2 separate regions of the Mus musculus genome follow, and region 2 is linked to region 1. Evidence: chromatin loops called from intact Hi-C (ENCODE). Cell type or tissue: left cerebral cortex. All regions are shown on one strand.

What was found. Peaks named below come from ENCODE experiments on the same cell type or tissue, not always from the same donor. Only the 100,000 strongest peaks of a DNase experiment are listed, where the experiment ranks them.
Region 2: a loop joins it to region 1, with 2.8 times the contacts of the local background. A loop is called at or near these places in 22 of 42 quality-filtered maps.

What each region holds. Positions count from the first base shown.
Region 1 is chr15:25,939,049-25,941,548 of GRCm38, reverse strand. All of the region lies in intron 3 of Retreg1 (reticulophagy regulator 1), which reads right to left. Among named protein-coding and RNA genes, the nearest start is that of Mir7212, 7.9 kb to the left of the region's middle. In left cerebral cortex, no CTCF peak of the experiment used is centred here; a DNase peak (open chromatin) is centred at 964.
Region 2 is chr15:25,810,876-25,813,375 of GRCm38, reverse strand. Myo10 (myosin X) reads right to left here. Exons shown (of 41, transcript NM_019472.2): 41 at 1-1,255. The coding sequence ends at 1,154. Among named protein-coding and RNA genes, the nearest start is that of Retreg1, 31 kb to the left of the region's middle. In left cerebral cortex, a CTCF peak has its summit at 1,482 (motif pointing left); a DNase peak (open chromatin) is centred at 1,467.

The sequences.
Region 1 (2,500 bases):
TTCATGAGCTCAGATGTCTACCACCGTTATCTCAAAAACTTAAAAAGAAACATCAAAAATTTCAAGTAGATTCCAACTCTATGTGGGAAAAATGTGGCTTAAAACTTCCAGGACACTGTTTTCCTTATTCGAGGAAAAACAAACACTCCTTTGCATATATTCCTAAAGCTCAGATTGCTAATCTTGCCAAAGAACATTTGCTAGGATTATAAATTTCCACTTAAACATATTTAAACTTGTCAGAATATTTTTTAAGATGAACAACAAACTTAACAGACTCCAGAGAAACAAAATGTCCTCATTACCTTCTGCCTGGTCCACAGCCGCCGCCTGCAGGCATTTCTGCCCTTTGAGAATTAGAACTTGAGCCGCCTCTGCTTGTGCTGATGGCCAGAGAATGCTGTCTTGTCCACAGCACAGGCTCTAAGAAGAGGGAAACCCCAGCAGGGGAATTCTTCTCTTTCTGGAGAAAAGCGCTCCTCCTCTACTGAGAAAGTTGGTGTTTACAAACTTCCAGAGCGCCTGCCTCCCTCCCGCCTTGAATGAAGCCGAGGAGTGGACTATTATGACAGCCCCCTGCTAAAAATAAAGAGCTCACCTCTCACTCCAGCACCGTGACAGGCAGCTGGGCAGGAGCGCTGCCCAGTCGCCCAGCATTTTCCCTGAAGTCCTGTGAGAAGGTGTCACCAGGGATGACTTCACCTAGAGCCTGCCCTCTTTCCTGTGTGTGTGTGTGTGTGTGTGTGTGTGTGTGTGTTCCTGGCAAGACTTAAGCGCCTACCAAAAGGTGGAGTAGCCACGGACAGGTTGAAACCTCACTCCAGCTATCGATCTCCTCCTTTGAGTCACGGGGAAGTTGGAGAGCGGTTAGAGAGAGTGGGAGGTTTGTTTGCATAACGCCTTCCACTCTATAGAAAAGTCTCACCCAAAAGGAGAACAAACCAACACAACACACGTTGTCATGGGGCAATCAGGCTGTGAGGGACGCTGTTTTGCAAGAAAAGCTTTGGATCGCCTAGGTTTCTTTCCTAACTCACAAGAAGCACGCACAGGAATATGCGCCTATGTGGCTCTGTGCTGAAAAGCTCCGTCCACCCCCATTGCTTCACTGTGGCCAGGGAGTGGCCGGGGAACATGGCCGGGTGCTGACTCTAGGTGTCCTTATGCTTCAGGTCCTTGCTGTGTGTTTCTCAGTTGCTGCTCCTTTCACAGGGTCTAGCTTCCAAACTGCCAGGAGACTCATTCAATAGTACCCTATAAAAGCTTTGAGTTAAAATCTGAACACATCTTCTTTCTCTCTTCCTTCCTTCCTTCCTTCCTTCCTTCCTTCCTTCCTTCCTTCCTTCCTTCCTTTCCTTCCTTCCTTCCTTCCTTCCTTCCTCCCTCCCTCCCTTCCTTCCTTCCTTCCTTCCTTCTTTCCTTCCTTTCTTTTCTAAGAATATAAGGGAAGTGTCAAAGCAAGATCTACTAGTTAAGAATTGATCATTTTTTTCTCTTTTAAAAGCATGTATGCTCTACTTGGTGCATTAATCAATCCGAACGATACCTTTCATGTGATATTTTATACAGTATCTTTTTAAAAAAGGAAAAGAAAGAAAGAAATGGTTTTCCAGATCGCTGAGGGATTGAAAAGTCAAATAATTTAAAATAATTATTTGCTTTCTTTTGGAAATTATTGTCCATTTTGTGACATATGCACGCCACACTTTAAGATAAATATACTTGAATAATACCACAAAGTACTTAAGCAGCTCCCACCAAACAGGGTGCTTTACATTCTGCAAGTCTAAGGTCTGACGGACATCTACCTAAGGTGGGTCCACCTACTCAAATGCAGAACTTATACTTTTACACACAGCGTATTTTATGAATTTGTATGCCAGCCTTGCTCAGTCATGCTAATCTCTGTATTAAGCCAACGTGAGCACTCTCTAACACATAGCTTGAAAGCAAGCTCACACCCAGAGCTTTGTAACCAGTGTGGCAGTAGCCTCACACAGCCCGAGCCACAGGCTACCCCTCCAGAAACTGCAGCCTTTTAGGATCTGAGAAGCTAAAAGGCCGAAATCTGGGATAACACTGGCACTTGACTGGACTTGGCCGACACAAAGGACTATTCCTACAGACTTTTACCCCCACATGGAAACCATCCTTTTTCAGTACCAACAGTGTATATGGTACCTGCCCGTTAGTCGCTTCATAAGCATCCCAATTAATCAGACGGACTATCAAGGTAAGTGTAGGGTTTGTATCCAAGGGACCATTATCAAACCTATAATAATGGCCTGAAAGCCTAATATTCATGATGCTGATAAACCAGATACACACACACAAACCAAAAGGTGTATCCTTTAAAATGAAAAAGTGAAAGTTCACGGTTTAATAAAAATTTGAAAACTGCTAAAGTTGCTAAGCTCCATAGGACACTATAAATCTTCACTGTGCCTGCTTCATAAACTAAGCATTCATGTTCATAAACTAAGCTTCAGCATGGGCATGC
Region 2 (2,500 bases), 130 kb after region 1:
TTTGCTTGAGGGGTACAGAGTTTGGGAATGCAGCAGCTCCCCCCTCCCCCACATTCGACATGGTTATATCTGCAATCTAGCCAGAGTGATAACACAAGTTACCCTTCAAAGAAGACCAAAACAAAACAAAAAAAATTTTTTAACTTAACTTTTAGAATGAAAAAAAGACTCCAAAATGACTTCATATCATTCTAAAAACACTGGAGCCAGCAGTTTAAGAGTGGTTTATAAATACAGTTATCTCTCTGGGCTGTAGACCTGTTAGTAATACAGCAGTCACAGGTCGCCGCCCTAGCTACATGTAAAACGAAACCGAGTCCAAAAAAAATGTTTCTTTCCAAAAAATACAGCAAAGACAGGAACGTCCAGGATCCGGGTCTGTTAATAAAGCCACCTCGAGACTAGAACTCTGAACTAGGAAAATATACAGACTGTTTACAACATTGCACATCCTCTTTCCCTTTGTGTTTAATGCTCACAGGACAATGATTAAAGTGTTGAGTGTGTGAACACATGCATGCGCGGGCAAGCACAGACAGTTGAAACAAAGCAAAAAAAAAACCAAAAAAACAAAAAACAAAAAAACAAAAAAACCCCAAAAACGTTAATACATGTTCGTAAGGAAGGCTGCCAGCAGCACTCCGACAACACACTGTCCCCCTCTGCTGTCTCCCTGCCTCGCCCCGCCCCCTCAGCTCCCCTCATTTGCAGGAAATCAGGCTGGGGAGGTTAGTGCACAATCAGTGGATCCATGCCCCGCCTCCAAGCTCTGCAAACCCCACCGGGAGGTGAAAGCGCTCCCCCTCAGTAGCACAGTTAAGGTCGATTAGGGTCCACTCTGCAAGTTTAAGGCACTTCTGGCTGCTTTGGTGGCCGTGTGGTTTTCTCCCCTTTCTTTTTTTCTTTAAGGCAAGTTCTCATCTAGGATTTTTAACTAAAGCTTAAGAGATTGTGCAGACTGTTAAAGGTTGACAGCTTAATACGTGATCTCTGAGGCTGATCGGGTGAAGGGAGCCCCCGGGACTCCTCCCTCTGACGACCGGTTATCAGAAGCCTGGACAGCTGAGTTTCCAAAGCTGGGTCAGGACCAGGCGCTGGCCCAGGCAAAGAGTGGCACGTTCACATCGGCAAGACACGTGGGCTTGGCTCGTCTTCACCTGGAGCTGCCCTGGCTGCTCACAGAGCGTGTGGTGCTATAGCGCTTCTTCACAATCATGCTGATATACGCTTTCATGAGCTTGGCCACATCCACCACCTGCCGGGGGGAGCAGAACCCACATGTGGTCACCAGTCTCTACCAGGTTTGAGAACCCAGCTAAGCAGACATCCTCTGACTGCCCTCCACGTATGAGATGGTAGCTTCCTACCCTAAGTCCAGGTCCAGACTCACAGGGAACCTGGAGTCGAGCAGAGTGGACCATCCCTAGCTTGGAAGAAAGTGAACTGGAGCCGTTCTAAATAAAGGGTGCACCACCTGGTGGCTCTTGCGTGGAAAGCAGTGACTTTATTTGATGCATGTTTTCTAACTTTGCAAACTAGTATGCCACTCGTACACCAGAGCTGGTACCATTGGGGTTCCAATGGCTATCCTCAGTTAAAACGGTGGTGACATCTAGAGTCCTTTATAAGCCTTTATAGGCCACAGCAGCTGATTCCAGGTCCATTCATCTGGACGCAGCTGAAGCAGCAGGGAGCCTGGTGGGTGGGGTTAGATCTATGGCAATGCCCCCAGATGCCCACTACAAACCAGCCACTCTCCTGAGCTAGGTAGGATGGTCAACTGGCATCTTCTAAGGATGCCTGTAGTACTGCTCTCAGCCTGGACTATACAAAGGCATCTTCCAGGCTTCTATTTCCTCTTCTGCCTTTCTCATCTCGCCCGGCCCATACTGATGTTACTAGAGCCACTAGCTGTAATGTCTCACACGATCCTAGATTTCATGGTAGGTTCTTACCTTCCGTGGGATTCAACTAAGTGTCACAGCCCATCGCTGGAGCCTTGAACCCTTTCTTCTCTCTGTATATTTTCCCTGTCAATCCACTAAGCTCCATCATTCACCTTCCTGCCCCCCCAGCACCCCAAATGCCCCCTTGCCCACCACCATCCCCTGGAACCACTCTTTCCTGGTAGCAATCCTTGAGCTGGCCTCAATTGGCTTCTTTTATTATTACACTTGCGTAGTTGGGCGTCCCTAGCTCATACATTCAGTGACTTTTCTGAATGTGATCTTGTGATCCAGAATCAACTATGGCCAGATGGGGGAAGGCCCCTCGGCTCCCTCCTGCTCTGTGGATGCCTCTGGAGTAGTCTTGTTTTTATCATTTCATGTGTGAGTGTTTCACTTGCATGTATATTTGTACACCACGTGTAACTGGTACCTGAAGAGGTCAGAAGATAGTTGGGAACCTTATCTGGGTGCTGGGAATTAAACTAGGGTTCTCTACAAAAGCAACAAGGGCTCTTAACTGCCGAGCCATCTCTGCAGCCTCTGACTACTGT